Linked DNA regions of Mus musculus: region 2 is linked to region 1. The links are chromatin loops, found by intact Hi-C in ENCODE. Cell type or tissue: left cerebral cortex. All regions are shown on one strand. Links, peaks and the distances in the headings refer to the core of each region. The heading gives the core; the rest is flanking DNA. Region 1 holds the start of Ireb2 (iron responsive element binding protein 2). Region 2 holds the start of Hykk (hydroxylysine kinase 1).

The links. Hi-C counts contacts between places; a loop is a spot of excess contacts. Peaks named below come from ENCODE experiments on the same cell type or tissue, not always from the same donor. Only the 100,000 strongest peaks of a DNase experiment are listed, where the experiment ranks them.
Region 2: it touches region 1 in a loop (2.0-fold over the local background); 3 of 42 quality-filtered maps call a loop at or near these places.

The regions. Positions count from the first base shown.
Region 1 is chr9:54,859,631-54,868,349 of GRCm38, forward strand. Ireb2 (iron responsive element binding protein 2) reads left to right here and starts at 4,125. Exons shown (of 22, transcript NM_022655.3): 1 at 4,125-4,266; 2 at 5,677-5,766. The coding sequence starts at 4,248. In left cerebral cortex, for the core only: no CTCF peak of the experiment used is centred there; DNase peaks (open chromatin) are centred at 4,042 and 4,536; H3K4me3 peaks cover 2,020 bases; H3K27ac peaks cover 1,196 bases.
Region 2 is chr9:54,913,748-54,922,466 of GRCm38, forward strand. It overlaps Hykk (hydroxylysine kinase 1), which reads left to right and starts at 3,543. Exons shown (of 5, transcript NM_177351.4): 1 at 3,543-4,111; 2 at 6,727-7,077; 3 at 8,448-8,587. The coding sequence starts at 6,732. In left cerebral cortex, for the core only: no CTCF peak of the experiment used is centred there; a DNase peak (open chromatin) is centred at 3,393; H3K4me3 peaks cover 1,302 bases.

The DNA of each region.
Region 1 (8,719 bases), core at 137-8,136:
GTCACCAGACTAGCATGGTAAGTATCTTTATCCACTGAGCCATGCAATAGTCTAAAGTGACCAATGGCTCAACCTAATACCAAGTAAGAAATGACCAGAACCTAAACTGTGGTACTGATGAATGAGGTCAAACAACATTAGGAAAGTCTACTTTGACAGGACACCACAGTATCTTTGATGAAAGGGACAAACAGAAGGGTCTACATCAGAAAGTGGAAGCACAGTTATAGACCACAGGAAAGCATTCCTGAACCTAGGCATTTTACTTTTCTTTTGACAAAGATCGACACAGCTTAAGGACCGACAGGCTCATTGGGATGTGATCATATAGCCAAGTTCAGAGCTAAAGTTGAGATTAACACTCTCTCTCTCTCTCTCTCTCTCTCTCTCTCTCTCTCTCTCTCGGTTTTTTTTTTTTTTGAGTCAGGGTTTCTCTGTAGAGCCCTGGCTGTCCTGGAACTCACTTTGCAGACCAGGCTGACCTCGAATTCAGAAATCTGCCCGCCTTTGCCTCCCAAGTGTTGGGATTAAAGACATGTGCCACCACCAGGTTTCTTAATTATACTGTCTCTGCTATAATCTGGCTAATCAAAGAAGGCATTAGTATAAGTTTCCCGGGGTTTCTATGACACAACATGGGTAGCAAAAACAATGATTTCAGAGGAAGTAGGAGGGGGATAAGGGAAGTATGCATTACATACACGTACGAAATTGTTAAAAAATAAATGATTAAAAAACAAATGACACTATGTAATTTTCACCTGTAAGTTAATATATATGACTTGAGGTCACTTTTAGCATCTCGTAGCATATCTTTATGTGAGTATTCTGTACTTTTTACCCGTGCTCCTTTGGCAGGCATTGAGGTTGCCTTCAATGTTATTATAAGCAGTAACCTCGTGCTTACCTACCCTGTGCCCGCCTTCATATGCACCTAAAGCCACAGGCGACACCATTGAGACACGGTCAGTACGAGTCATTCCAGTGGCTCATGTGGTGATGGCAGTTTATAGCCTTTGCCATTATAGAGCGTCAACATTGTAAGTAAATACTTTTTTAAAACTTGGTTGCATAAGTTTTCATGAACTTTGAAGTGAGCGCTGTGATGCAATATCTAAAGGTTGGACTCACCTGATGAACCTTAGCATGAAGAAACAATGAGGCAAGTTCCAATTAATGAACATTTTGCAAAAACAACTATGTGCTTTGACAGATACCAACAGCACCAAGGAAAATAAGCAGCTAAGAGACTATCCTAAGTACAGACTAGACAGGATTGGATTTTAGTGGGAAAAAGTTTCTAGAAAAACAATATTATCTAGGCGTGGTAGCACATGGCTGTAACACCAGTACTTGGGAGGTTGAGGCAGGAGAACTGCTATAAGTTTGAAGATACTTTGGGCTTTTTTCCCCTCTGAGTCAGCTCGAGACACCCAAGACCAAGTTCTCAGCAAAAAGGAGGGACAGAGGACAGGATAGGGGACAAAGACTGGAGATAAAGGACAGGGAGAAGGGGAAGGGAACAGGGAGGGGAGAAAGGGAGCAGGACAAAGGGGGAAAGGAGCATGTCTGTGGGGGAGGGGAGCAGGGGACTGCCTCTGGATGGAGAGCAGACAGACAAGCCTCCTAGGCATATGACAGTTTATAAAGGGAAAAGGGAAACCCTGGGTTAGGGTGAGGTTTTAAATTTAATTGTGCGTGTTAATTAGGTGGGCCAAAGGGGGCTGTTGATTGCTGGACTTCAATCTTTTAATAGCTGGACCTTTGTTGTCAGCCTCAGGAGGAAGAAGTAGCTAAATAAGGGAACAGACCTTGATTGCCAGCTTTAGGAGTGTAATCTAACAGTTTTACAAGGCAGAGGGAATGAAGGAGAAGGGCAGGCCCTGCCAGAGCCACGTTTGTCACGCGTGGGCAGCCTAGTGTCCCTTTGGGGTTGTCTGGTGAATGTGGAATCAGCCAGAGCTACACAGCAAGACCATCTCAAAACAAATAAATAAAACAAGGTAAACAATTGAAACAATTGGCAACATTTTAAAATTTGGTTGTAAATGATGTCAATGTTTGATTATAGAATATTAATAGGGCTGATTCTTCAAATGCATAAAGTGTAAATATTAATGGTACTGTACCAGTGCTAAATTTCCTTCTTTCTTTCTTTCTTTCTTTCTTTCTTTCTTTCTTCTTCTTTTTTTTTTTTTTTTTTTTTTGAGACAGGGTTTTTCTGTATAGCCCTGGCTGTCCTGGAACTCACTTTGTAAACCAGGCTGTCCTCAAACTCAGAAATCCACCTGCCTCTGCCTCCTGAGTGCTGGGATTAAAGGCATGTACCACCACGCCCAGCTAGTGCTAAATTTCTTGAATTTAACTGTTGTAGTGTGGTTGTATGAGAGACTGTCCTGGGGGGATGGAGAGATTGCTTAGCAATTAAGGCCATTTGTGCTCTTGTAGAAGACTTCAGTTCAACCCCCAGAACCACAACAAACGAATTTTCAAAAGCTCAAACTAGTGAAAACCATGAGATTTGAGAGATAGGTTGGTAATTAGGATGATTCAACACCCTCTTCTGGCCTCCTTGGGCACCTGCACACACATGACATACACTAACATTGAGATACACATATAAATAAATCTTTAAAACATAAAAAGAAAAGCCCAAGTCTTGAAAGAGTGAGTAAGGGTTAGCCAACGGTGTACAGGAGTGTTGTTTCAAGAGAAGCAGAACTATTCAGTTCAGCCTCGTGAACAATGAAGTTATACGTGAGCTCTTGCTTCCATCTGAATGCATCGCAAATCCAGACTCAGTTTCTTGGTATGTGAGTTTGGTTACTGTGTCCTTCCTAGTTTGTTTCAGTTTCATGGAGATGATTTCGAGAATAGTCATGCCCTTGAGACTTTCTGAGAAGACTGTCACAGTTGTTAAGGTCAGGAAGCCAGTGGATCAAGTGGACTTCTAAACAGTAATGGAAGAGAGGAGCCAAGGATAGCGTGCTGGTATGTGCTTAGGCGGTGGCATTCGCTGGTGTAGGTGACAGACACATAAGGACTCAGTCACTGGCTTGGGTGGCAGTGGTTGTGGTGGTGGTTTTGCATAGGAGATGCCTGTGGTAACAAGCGTTAGGATATATTCCTCTAAGCTTAGGAGATGGGTTTGAGTTGTAGGTAGGCTAGAGAGCATCAGCTTATGAACGGATAGCTGGAGCCAATAGACAGATGAATGAGCCAGAGGAAATGAAATCTGGTGCAAAGCTCATGTCACGAGATAGAGTTAATGACAGTACACTTAATAGCTGGGCAGAGAAAGGCCCTGGTAGAGGAGACTGGGATGAAGCAGGCTTGGAGGCCAGGAAGTACAGAATAGTTTTGGAATTATGGAAGCTAATACAGTTTGTCTTAGCAAACATACTAAACAAACAGTTAAAGCAAGAGCTGGGGTATTAGCAAATAGTTATGCCTACCTTTATCACAGGCATTTTTGGAAGTGGAAACCAGTCTGAGAAGGGATAGGAGTGGGGAAGAAAAGGGCAAACCAGACAACTCCAAAGAGTCCGCTAACCAAAAGACAAGACAGGGAAGACATAAGGACTCTCCCTGGCGGGGCCAGAGAGAAACTTAGGACACCATCACGTTTAACTGCTCCTGGGAAGAGAAAGGTTGAAGTTATAGGAAAGTATGGACATTTTAATTCATTCAATTAGTCGATTGCCTATGTGTCCCATTAACCCGGCCTTGTTCTCTTGAGAATGCACGAGTGGGCGCCTCATTACATCACGGCTTAACACAAGGCTTTACCATGCAGGGAGAACTTGAGTCCCAATCCTGGCTCTTTCCTACAAGACAGTCCTGCAGACATCGCGGGACCTCAAAACCTCACGGTATACTTTTGGGCCCACAAGAAAGTAACGGAACCTATGGCGTCCCGTTGTCAAAGTTACTAACCTCCCAGGGTTCCGCCCCCCCACCTCCAGCTCTGGAGAACAACAGAGGCTGCGCAGAGACCCGCCTACCCGCTGGCTCCGCCCCGCTCTTTCTTTGTTTCGCCGGTCCGAGGATCTCGCGAGAGTTAGCCGGCAAATCCCGCGAGCGCGGACCCCGGGCCAGCTCTGCGGCTCTCGCGGTGCCTGCGCGAGACTGCTTCCTTCCTCCTTTCCCCTGCCCGTCCGCCCGTCTTCCTCCCTCTCTTCCCGGCCTGGCCTCCCCCTCCTTCCCCCGCTGGCCCCCTCCCCGCAGGGATAATATGGTCTCCGGCGATGGACTCCCCAAGTGCAGGTCAGTTCCCGGCCGCCGCCTTAGCGTTGGCGGCTGGTGGCGTGCGCTGCTGTACATCCGTGGCCCTCGCTGTGCTCTGCTTACGGTCACCCGGGGGGGCGGTCGGGCCCTCAGGGCTTGGTCGTTCTCTCCCCTCGGGGCGGAGGCCGCGAAGGCCGGGCGTCCCCGCCCGCGCGTCCCGCTCTTCAGCGGAGCGCTAATTCCGCCCCTGGCCGGGGCCCGCTGCTTGTTGGCTGCAGCCTCCAGGCCCCCAGGAGGAACTGCTGGGGCAGGGACAAGCCCACGTCTTTCTCTGCCCGCCCCCCTTTTGTGAGCATTGAGTGTCGGAAGACCTGGCTCCCTTGTTTGGCTTTCACTCTGCTGGCTGATCCTTCTACCCAGCATCCTGGGATCTCCCTTTCTTTGCTCCTGGAAGTGGAGGGGCTGTCGAGGCTGAACGTTAGCCGGTTCCCAGATCATTTGTTGCAGTCTCCTCCCCCATCCACCTCCCTCCACAAAAGAAAAACACTGTTCTTTCTGAATGGACTGTGCTTGTCTTTTCTGGTTTTGGAAGAAGATCTTAGAGCAATGTTTAAGGGTCTCACCCATCCAAGTAATGAGGCCGCATAATGAATTTTTATCTACCTCACCCTTTCTCACAACACTGAGAGTGGGGGCATATTCAATTAGTGCATAACCATTAAGGGTATATCTCTTAGTAGAATCTAATGTGCCAGTTTACCTAGATATTTTGATGGTCACTTTAAAAATCATCTTTAGTGTTCTGTTGTTGGATTTTTAATTGCCTTTTGAACCTCTAACAATGGTTTTGTCAAAGCATTATCTCTGTACTTAAGCATGTTCAGGGCACGATTTCTGAATGCTTGTACATCATTTAAACCATTCTTATGGTCTCTTTGCAGACATTTAACATTTCTAAGATTGAAAAGCCATTGGGTGGGTAATGCTGTAATCCCAGCATTCAGGAGACAGAATGGGCGATTATTGCCTCTACTTGCAGGCTCTCCTGGGTTGCCCAGTGAGGTTAAGTCCACTCTGGGATACAGTGACAACACCCTGTGTCAACAGGCAAGGTAGAAAGCTGTCTGTCTCACTAGTTTCTGTTTGACAAGAGTCGAGGTTTAGAATTGTCCCCTTGCAGTCCCGTGGAGACGAGTCTTGTGTCTGTGGTATGGGACAGTCAGCACCTCCATCACTGCCTCCATGGTTCAAGGTGGCCCTCGTAGCTGCCCCGCAGGGTAATGCAAATGTGCAATATTCCCATCAGCTTTCCATCACACACAGAGTTCTGCTGAGCAAAAGTTTGGGTGTTTTCTCTTTGAATAAGGTTCTTGGTAACTGTAGTTAATGTACTTAATGTATTTGATGGAATGTATTTAATGAAAGGCATTTGTTCTTTTTCTTCTCCAGGATACACCTTTGAGTACCTTATTGAAACATTAAATGGCAATTCACAGAAGAAGTTCTTCAATGTACCTAAACTTGGCGGCACCAAGTATGGTAATGTTGCTTTACGTTTTTCGTGGGCTTAGTTTCTAGTAGTTACAGTGCATTGGTCAAGGTGAGCAGAAGACATTTTATAAAACTTCCTTTGGGACTTTTGGTTGAGAACAATAGAAACCATACCTCGATTTCTTCTTTAAACTTTTAGTTAATTAGATGCTGCCTCTCCTCCCCTCCCCCCAGAAGCTAATCTTATTTTTAAAAGAGAACATCATAATCTATAGTGACTGAATGTGTGTGTTAACTTTTTCAATGGTCAGTGCCTCTGGTTATTGTTTTGTTTTTGTTTTTTTCAGGACAGGGTTTCTCTGTAGAATGTGACTGTCCTGTCATCCACTCTGTAGACCAGGCTGGTCTCATACTCAAAGATCTATCTGTTATTGCCTTCCAAGTGCTAAGATCAAAGGCAGGGACCGCTACTGCTTAGAGCCTCTGATTATTCTTTAAAAATATTTATCATCTTTAAATAGAATCATCAACTGAGCCCACTGGTTCAAATTGTTCTTCACTGCTAGGCTTGATTCTCTGACACTTTGGTAAACGTTTTCACATTCCTCATCGGGGTCAAACCTTTCATCGCATTCTCAGAAAAATGAACGTGCTTAACCTGGCCATTGGATGGATGGAGTCTTAACTTTGATTTTCAGTTGTCTTTTGTTTTGAGACATGGTCTCCTAAGTGGCCCAGGGTGGCCTTGAACTGTCATTTCTGTCTCAGTGCTGCAGTGGGAAGAAGGTCCCACTAAGCACAGCTTTTGATTTAGTTGACAGTTGAGCAATTTTTCTAACAAGACCAAAGAATAGAAAACCTGTTTGGAAGAATGGTTGCTGGTGTAAGCTTTTATGAAAAAAATTCATGGCCAGCCTTCTACAGTTTGGAGAGAGATTTTCTTTAGTCCTGTTTTATTGCTCCTTTATAAATACTGCAGATTTTTATGAATTTAAATACTCTTCATGTATTATATGTATCTATATGCATTTTGAGACAATGTAGGTATTTTTTTTCTTAGAACTATATTGCTCTTTAAAAATAAAAATAACTATTCCCTAGAATGGCAACAGTAGCATTCTTTCTGTTGCAGTAATTTGTACTGATAAGAGAGTATGGGTATTTTTTAATATTTTATGTCTATTATTTATTTTATCCCATAAGTGATGATGATTTTGTATTGGTTCTAGAAGATTGTTTACCAAAAAAGGGAGGGGGCATTGGTTTAGTAGGCAAAACGCTTGCCCCATAGCGTGAGGACTTGAGTTCAGACCTGCAGCACTCACATACAAAGCTCAGCATAGTCATGTATCTGCCAGCTCTCCACAAGCAGACTCGGGCAGGACCGATCCTCATTTGCCATCTGCCCAGCCATTCTAGCCAAAACAGCAATGCTCTCTAGGTGAGGGACCCTGCTTCTCTTAGGGTGGAGAGCAATATTGAAAACAACCTAACATTGAACTTGAGTACACACATGCACAGACAGTCATATCATTCATACACACATATATATTATTCTCACACACAATAGGTTTTTCATACACTCTTTTCTTCAAAACAAAGCCTGATTCTAGTTACTTTTCTGTTGCTATGATAAGATACCATGACCAAGACAACTTATAGAAAAAGTTGATTTGAGGCTTACAGTTTCAGAGGTTTAGTCTCCATAACCATTATCAGGGAGCTTAGCAGCATGCTGTCAGACATGAATAGTGTTGGTGCTGTAACAGAGAAGCTCTTACCTTAAGAGGCAACCATAATTCAGAAAAGGGCAGTGGGACTTTTGAAACTTGGAAGCCTGTCCTTAGTGACATACCACCTCCAACAAGGCTACAACTATTAGTTCTTCCCAAACAATTCCACTGACAAGGGACCAAGTATTAAACTATATGAGTCTATTGGGAACCGTTCTCATTTAAGCCACTACTCTAGCCTCAAGGGATTTTGGGGTTTGATTTATTTTGTTTTTTAGATAGTCATATGTAGCCCAGCCTATTCTGGAACGCACTATGTAGCCCAGGCTGGCCTCAAAGTTCTGATTTTCCTGCCTCCATTTCCCAAGTACTGAGATTACAGGAGTGTGTGTTGCACCATGAGATTTAGGTAGTGCTGGGGGGCCCAGGACTCTTGCCTGCTAAGCAAGCACTTTACCAACTAAATTACATCTTCATGTAAAAGTTTTTTTTAACACAAATTTGAATGATTAGTAAGGAACATATATAGGGATGTTTTTTGTACTTGAAAATAAATAATTTCTATGAATACTTTATGGAAATATGCTTGAAGATGACCTATAAACATAGAATTAGGGAATTGAGCAATTAACTACTGTTCCCCTTCCCCCTTTCTAGTGCCAGTTTATCTTATTTTTAAAAATATTTTAAAAATTATTTATTTTTGAGAACAGGGTTTTTCTCCATATAGCTCTCTTATAACTAACTATGTAGACCACAGTAGCCTCAATCACAGATGAGCCTGCCTCTGTCCATTGTATCTTTTGCTTCTCCAATTTATATTCAGGGTAGAGAAGTGGACACTCCTGAGACATTGACTATATTTTGATCTGATATGATTTCCCTCTTGGAAAGTTCTGAGTTGCCTCTTTGGTACCTTTTAGTATACTGACTAGAAACTTAAGAGATCTTTGTAATTGTCTTCTCTGAGTTTAAAAATACACATATTCCCAAGGCAGAGAATAGTCTCCGTTGCTTGTAATAGAGTCTGCTTTCTGAAGCAGTTGAATTGCCATTGAACAGAGGTTATGTGGGTGGCAGTTAACCTCAGGTAATCACAGAGAGCAGCAGTGTAAAATCATGAGTGAAGTGGTTAGCAATGGGGAAGAGGGTGGAGAGACGGGCTAGTGTAGAGTGTCCATTTTTTAACTAGTATGAAGCCTCATGCCTTTAGGTCATCTCATTATCTTTTCTTTTTTCCTTCCTGACTACTTACTTTCTTAACTATA
Region 2 (8,719 bases), core at 241-8,240, 54 kb after region 1:
GATGTCCAGACTTCATACCAACAGCTGCCTTGGTACATTTATCATTTGGTACCAGTTTTGCTTCCTAATTTTAAGTTACGGCTAGTCTTAACTATTGTAATGAAAGTTGTTGGGATTAGTCTTACAACTGCTAGATGAGGTTCATGATATGGTCAGCCCACAAAACATTTCAGTCAGTAACATCACATATATCTGGTTCCTTGCATTGACATTTGCACAATGAGATTGCCAAAGGATACATTTCACAGAACATGTCCCATCAGCAGCATCAGTACTTGAAATGTAGGTCACTACTTAAAAAGCAGATATTTACAGTTATCATTGTCTGCTCATACAGCAGCTGGATTCTATCCATTGTATTGCCACTAAGCTTTGAACATCAATACAGGAAATACAAAACTAAGATTGGGCCAGTGAGATGGCTCAGTGGGTAAAGGGTGCTTGCTTGACAAGCCTGGCCATAGAACTTCTATCTCCAGAGCCCTGTAAAGGCCAGGGAAAGAACTCACTCCACAAAGCTGTCTCTGACCACATAGGTATGATGTGGCATGTGTTCCTCCCCATGCACACATGCTTACACAAAAATATTTTTAATAGTTTTTTAAAACTACAAGATCACATTTTCTAGAACACATTTTATGTTGAGGTTGAACAAGGAGTTAGTATATACTGAGCTCTGACACTGAGCTCTACTCAATACAGGATCGTGTATTTAATCTCTGCAAATTGTTTTTGTTTCACATTTTATATATATATATATATCCAACGTTGAGAGGGAAAAATGGTTTGGCACCACACGTTAGGAACCTTCAAAGAACAGTTCATCCTAAAGAATTTGAAGTACACAAGCTGGGCAAGGTGTTGTACACATATCTCAGCACTTGAAGGTGGTGATAGGATGATGAGTCCAGCCTGGTCTACATCAGACAGTCTAGACCTAAAACTTAACCTGTATAAAGTTTATGTAGGAAGATAAGTGGGAACATGTCTACTTAAAGTAAAAATAGCAAGTTGCAGAAAGCCTTTTGTTTTCTCTCCTTTGTGATAGGGTTTCCTTATGTACTCAGAATCCTGCTTCAACCTCTTTTTTTTTTTTTTTTTTTTTTGGTTTTTTTGAGACAGGGTTTCTCTGAGTATCCCTGGCTGTCCTGGAACTCACTCTGTAGACCAGGCTGGCCTCAAACTCAAAAATCTGCCTGCCTCTGCCTCTCTGCCTCTCTGCCTCTGCCTCTGCCTCTGCCTCTGCCTCTGCCTCTGCCTCTGCCTCTGCCTCTGCCTCTGCCTCTGCCTCTGCCTCTGCCTCTGCCTCCCGAGTGCTGGGATTAAAGTTATGCGCCACCACTGCCCTGCTCTGCTTCAACCCGAGTGCTGGGATTAAAGTTATGCGCCACCACTGCCCTGCTCTGCTTCAACCTCTTAAGTGCTAGCATTACACACCCATCACTATACTGTGCAATATAGTTCCAAAAAGTGTCCAGGGATGTCTGAGGAAATGGCTCAGTGGGTAAGAGTACTTGCTGCCCAGACATAAAGACCTGAGTTCAGATCCAAAGAACCCATGAAAAAAACAGCCAAATTAATTTCTGTGTACATTTCTGCCACCCCAGTGCTGAGTCAGGGACAGAAGGATCACTGGAGCTTTCTCACTGCCAACCCAACTGAAAAAATTAACTCCAAATGAGAGGCCCTGTCTCAAGGGGAAAAGCACAGATCAGGTACTGGAAAAGATGGAAAATCCTCTTCACCAGTGTGTGTGCACATACATGTGTGGGCACACACATGCAAGCAGAATGTACAGGGAAATGGAAGCAGGTACAAACCAAAGAAGGCAATTGTGACGTCTGTTGTCCTGTGCCTTCAGTTTTCACAATTTCAGCATTCAATCCTCATTCTCATCTTTTTTTCCCCAGGCCGTGAGGAGAAAGAAAACGGATCAGTAGCAGTAGGAAAGTGAGAGAAGGTGTAGCGAATTCAGACACTGCAGAGAGGCCTCAGAAAGCAAACATGGTTACAGGAGACTCAAGTCACAGTCGCCAACATCAGAAAGTGCAGAAAGGTCGTCCCTATTTGAAGATTAGAAAAGAAATGTGCTAGGCAATGGTGAGGCATGCCTTCAATCCCAGCACTCCAGAGGCAGAAGCAGGTGTTCAAGGCTGGCCTGGGCTTCAGATGGAGTTCCTGGACAGCCAGGGCTACACAGAGAAATTCTGTCTCGAACCTCCCCACCTTCCCCCATCCCACACAAAGAAAAAGAAAAACAGATAAACATATTTCTAAAGGGGGCAAAGGAAATTTCTCATTACGATAGGTGTTGACGGGGATTGGAGAGACTATCCGAGTTAATAATCCCAGCACTTGGGAGGCAGAGGCAGGCAGATTTCTGAGTTCGAGTCCAGCCTGGTCTACAAAGTGAGTTCCAGGACAGCCACGGCTATACAGAGAAACCCTGTCTCGGAAACAACAACAACAACAATCATTCATCATCATCATCAGAGTAACGATAGCACCCATGAGTATGCCAGAACAAGAAAAAACAAGTGAGATATGCATACAGCACCATAACATAAGGAGAGCAAATTGCAAACCTGAGTGACAGGTGTACAGGACTCTTCCAGCAGGGAGTGCTCTGGTCTATCAAAAAGGTCCTGCTTAGCTGGAGGAAGGCATCCAGCTATGTGGCTTAGTGTGGTGGTTTGAATATGCTTGACCCAGGGAGTGGCACTATTTGGAGGTGTGGCCTTTCTGGAGTGGGTGTGGCCTTGGAGGAAACGAGTCGCTGTTGGCATGGGCTTTGAGACCCTACAAGCTGCCTGAGGATGCTGCTTTCTTTCTCTCTCTCTCTCTATTGTACTTCGTTACCCCGCTTAAAAACTGGTGCTACCGCCTAGATCCTGAACTGGGAGTTGGTAAGCACGGTCTGGTTAAGTAAGGGTCTATGCCCTTTAGACTTCAGTTCCCGCCAGCACAGACAGTGTAGGTCTGTTTAATAAATGAAGCCTTTTCAGATTGGGACATGCTAGTACAAAGACAGCGAGCCCCATTTCCTCACAGAGAGGGACCGATCCTTGTAGTTTCAGAACCAGGATTCCTTTCTGGGGAGAATGAACCTCTAGTCAACCTCTATGAAGATGGCCTTCAGGATACTCTCTTCTAGAAAGAGCTGGATGGAGTGAGGAAAGAAAGGCAAGATGCTATCTCTCCTGGCAGCTTGCTGACAGACTTGTGCTCCAAGTCGCTGCCAGGACTAAGCCAACCTGGTGAGAATTGACAGATACCACTCAAACCCCAAGGCCTACTAATTGGCTACTTGAGAGCCAATCAGAAACGAGTTTTGACTAGAGAGCCGAGATTGACAAGGTTGTCGGATTCCAGACAGCCAATCAGAAGCCAGATCTCTGAACTCTATTGGTGGGATGGAGAGGGTTGGGCCAGAACTGTCAGTAGTGTGTACTGACTGGGCGGAGGGATGTGGGAGGAGCCAATAGGAAGGCGGGGCTCGCAGCGGCGGCGGGTCCGGCCCCACCTCCTGCACCGCAACCACTAGCTGACTGAGGGGAGAGAGCAATCGGCCTCAGGACGTCCGGTCGCTGTGCGTGAGAGGAGGTGGAAGAGACTGAAGCGAGTCAAGGGTCTCTCTGAGGGGACATCCCCGAGAAGCGGCGGCGGGCTCCTGCAACCCTTGCGCTCCTCAAACTCACTGCGTGCTGACGCGGCAGGTCACTGCCCAGCCCCAGCCCTGCTGAGATTTCAGTGCGCAGTTTTGAGGGTCCCACCCTCCGCGGGCCTGCATGGTTTGGGGGTGGAAGCCATCCTAAGGCTCCTCTGGACCTGAGACAGGCCGGGAACGGGTTGTGGGCCACCTCCCTCCCATCGGCGTCTTTCGCTCCTCAGCAAGACCCCCTGGAAGTGAGTCTTGCTTCCAATCGCCCTTGGAGTGTAGAGTTCCTGCAGCCCGTGAGCTGTGAGTGGAGGCAACTCACGAAATAAGTGCAGGGAACATCACTGCCTGCTTCCCAAGCCTGGAAGCTCACAGCAGAGGGGTCGTCGAAGACAGACGTGGAGAAAGTGCTAAGGCAGAAGTCACAAAGACTTTGTAACACTTTAGGAGAAGGTGAGAGGAAAGACTAGTTTATGTATTATTATTATTTTATTCTTGTGTACTTTTCACCAAGTGCAGAGTGTAAGATCCACTCCCTCTCCATTCCCCTCTCATGCAGCGAAAAATTATGGAGTCTGGTGCAAACCTCCTGCTTAGAAGTCCTTACTGTTTGAGGTTGTTTTTGTTTGTTTGTTTGTTTGTTTGTTTCCGGCTCTAAATATTGTTGACAAGAAGTATACTAACATCTATATAGATTTCGATTCGCTCTCCACTCTCTCCACACATGGGGCGCATTTGATGAAAATGGATGTCTCTGTTGTTCTATTTTTATTTTTTAAGTTTTTTCTTTATGTGTATTTGCTTTCAGTAGCATGTTTCAATGTGTGTCCTTTTTTTTCAGGTTGTGGAGTTCTTTCTATATTCAGCAAAAAGGCTCAAAATTCTTCGTTGAACTCTTTTAGAGGCAGTGTGGCTAAAGTTACGGAGGTTGGCTGCCCAGCTGGTGCTAGGACTTTTCACAGCTCAGTAACTGTTTGGTACCAGGTTGTCCTGTGACCAGACCTGCCAACAGTACTTTGTAAACAGGACTTTGCTTTAACAAATAGGACTCTTCAAAGAGATAATTAACAAGCCCCCTTTAAGGACATGGGGATGTTTTCTGGAGATTGGCCTTCACCAATTGCCTTCAACAGTCTTCAATTTTAATAGCTTTTTCTTTTTGAGACAAAGTCTCTCACAGTAGCCGGGGCTAGCTTGGAACTCAATAGGTAGTCTGGACTGACCTTCAACTAGCAGCAATCTTATTGTCCTGTCTCTGGATTGGCAGGATAGCAGATGTGAGCTACCACACCCAGCTCCCTGTCAAATCCCTATCAAGCTCACTGTTGTTTTTAATACCCTTAAATTCTTTCAGACCTGAGAGGATTTCATCTTGGAGTTAGGGTTTCAGTTCACATTACATCCTGAGCACTAGCCTTATTCTATAAATATATTCAGAAGGAATGTTTAAAATTCCTTGTAAAGTCTTAGAGCCAAAAGCAGTGTAACAGGATGTATCAGTTTCCAGAAGTTTCAGGTGCAAAGATTCTTTTGAAGCCCTGTTTAGTCTTTGTGATCATAAGTTTAGTGTCAACACCTGAAGGGCTTAATTGGCTTCTGAAAGCAAATACTGTGGTCAGAAGGTAAACATGAGAAGTGTTTGTCAAGAATACAACAGCTTGGTTGGGCACATGTTTTACTTCGTAGAGACCTTGCCTAACATGCGCGAGGTCCCGAGTTTGATCCCTAGCGCCAAATAAGCCAAGCATGGTGGTACATGGGAGGTAGAGGCAGGAGGATCAGAAATTGAAGGCTATCTAATACGTTTAAGTCCAGCCCATGCTACTCAAAAACCGAAAACAAACATAAAAGAATACAACTCGGAATTGTAGGCATGTGCCGCTAAGCCTGGCATTCCCGTGGTTGCTATAGTTCCAAACTCCAGTTTCCATACTTACACATTGGCCACCATCCGAAGTGTGCCATCTTCCAAGCCCTCAGAGCTGAGGTCTCAGTGGAACTGAATATTAGTTTTGGACACATCTCTTAATGTCTTTGGACCTATGTTTCTCTGTAAAGTTGGCAGACGAGAGAAAAGATTGGATTAGATAATATAACAAAGTGCTTCTCTGACCCGCGTTTGTCCATAGAACTGTACCTTCAAGTTGTGAGGGAAATTTATAAATAACTTATGGCCCAGGATTTTTATTCATCTAACATATCTACTTCTATTTTGTTTGTTTTATTTGATACCAGGTCTCTCTATATTGCCTGGCCAGCCTAGAACTTGCTAGGTAGACCAAGCTGCCCTGGAATTTGAAATAGTCTCCCAGCCTCTGCCTTCCAGGTGCTGGGATTATAATGGCATGGACCATTATCCCCTGACAGAACATCAATTTTTTAAAGGTTATTTTAATTTTTAAATGTCTCTGTGCGGGTATGGTGCACATGTAACTGCAGATGTAGCACAGAGTGTAGCTGTCCAGCGGTCATAGATTAACTGGGTTACCTGCAAGGGGGGATGGAAATGAAAGGAATGGGGTGCAAGAGAAGGATGAAGCCAAAACAAAGTTTCTGCTCAAGGCTCAAAGTTTAATTTTGAGAATGCATTTATATAGGGAAAGCCCACAGACCCCATCCTTTGTTTCAGCTGAATGTTGCAAAGCAACTCACTGGGCAGTCTGCTCCTGTAGGAAATTGCAGGTGCGGCAAGGGCAAGGCAGAAGACTCCTCCTGGGTCGAGGTCCAACTGTGGCAAACACTTAAGATCTATTTGGCCCGCTCAAGGCTGGGGGAAGGGCACAGAGGAGTCCCCTGGAACTGGAGTTACAGGCGATGTAAGCCACACAATGTGAAAGCTGGGGACCAAATTCAGGCCTTCTACAAGAGCAGCAAGTGCTCTTAACTGCAGATCTACCTCTCCAGCTCCAGGTCATCTGCTTCTTCACCTTATTCACTAATTGATCATTTAAACTTTATAAATAAAAATCAAGAAGCATAGACTCAATATAGGAAAATATGGTCTGTCTGAGAATAATCATTCAAACAACTGTCATTGTAATATGCCTGGCTCTTATTTTTTCCCCTAGACATAATGTCAAGTGGAGCTGGCTGGCAGTCACAGGCTTCTGCCAAGCCCGTTTTTACTGAGGCACAAGCCTCTGCACTGGTAGAATCGGTATTTGGGTTCAAAGTTTCCAAGATCCAGCCACTCCCTAGCTATGAGGACCAAAACTTTCGTGTTCACATTGCAAGAGGCAAAGAGACTACAGATGACCCAGTTGAATATGTCCTCAAAATAAGCAATACGGAGTCTAGCCAAACTCCAGAGCTGATTGAAATGCAGAACCATGTCATCATGTTCCTGAGAGCAGCTGGATTCCCAACAGCCTCCGTATGCCGAACTAAAGGGGACAACACCATCTCTCTCATATCCATTGGTAAGAGATTTCCTATACATTCATATTACTATATTTTGGCTACAGGTAGAAGCGCAGTGTCTAAAACAAGTTCATAACTCAAAGTGGAGATATAGTTTGAACATGGTTTTAGTTGAGATCTACTGTAAAAATTTTTTCAAATTTTTATTAGATATTTTCTTCATTTACATTTCAAATGCTATCCTGAAAGTCCCCTATACCCTCCCCCCGCCCTGCTCCCCTACCCACCCACTCCCACTTCCTGCCCTGGCGTTCCCCTGTACTGGGGCATATAAAGTTTGCAAGACCAAGGGGCCTCTCTTCCCAATGATGGCCGGCTAGGTCATCTTCTGCTACATATGCAGCTAGAGACATGAGCTCTGGAGGTACTAGTTACTTCATATTGGTGTTCCACCTATAGGGTTGCAGACCCCTACAGCTCCTTGGGTACTTTCTCTAGCTCCTCCATTGAGGACCCTGTGTTCCAGCCAATAGATGACAATGAGCATCCACTACTGTATTTGCCAGGCACTGGCATAGCCTCACAAGAGACAGCTATATCAGGGTCCTTTCAGCAAAATCTTGCTGGCATATGCAATAGTATCTGCATTTGGTGGCTGATTATGGGATGGATTCCTGGGTGGGGCAGTCTTTGGATGGTCCATCCTTTCGTTTCAGCTCCCATCTTTGTCTCTGTAACTCCTTCCATGGGTATTTTGTTCCCTATTCTAAGGAGGAATGAAGTATCCAAGCTTTGGTCTTCCTTCTTCTTGATTTTCTTGTGTTTTGCAAATTGTATCTTGGGTATTCTAAGATTCCTACTGTAAATTTTATGTTTCTAAATGTCCTGATACATAATAACTAAGGGACCTGTGAACACCAGGAGGACATGTTCTATTCTTATTTAACACAAAAAGATTATATGTGTTGTTAGGAATTGAACCCAGGCCCTTGCACGAGCTAGGCAAGCACTCGGCAAATTCACTTCTCCAGCCTCAAGAATGTATTTGTATTTATTAGACTGGCTGCTGTGTTTGTAGTAGAAATAGAAAGAACATGAAACTAGCAATCAAGCATTTAAAACGCCAGTTTGTCATTACTATGCATGTGACCTCGGACACAGCACGTGTATGCAAGGCTGCAAGTTCTCATTGTCTTTTCTTTTTGTTTTTTGGTTTTTTGGTTTTTTTTTTTTTTTTTTTTTGAGACAGGGTTTCTCTGTATAGCCCTGGCTGTCCTGGAGCTCACTTTGTAGACCAGGCTGACCTCGAACTCAGAAATCTGCCTGCCTCTGCCTCCCGAGTGCTGGGATTAAAGGCATGCGCCACCACGCCCGGCTCTCATTGTCTTTTCAAGAATGATTGACAGGATGTATCATCCCTTCCATCTAGACAGTGGATCTGGAGTCAAAAGCTACTTGGTAAGAATGCTCACTTACCTCCCAGGAAGACCAATAGCTGAGGTTGCCATCAGCCACCAGCAATTATATGAAATAGGAAGGCTGGCTGCCCAATTGGATAAAGCCCTAGAGGTAAGATCTGGGGTCTTGTTTGTAAGGGATTTTGTTTGTTTATCTTTTTTTGTTTTTGTTTGTTTTGAGACAGAGTCTCACTAAAGCCCTGGCTGGTTTGGAATTGGTGATGTATACCAGACTAATGTCGAA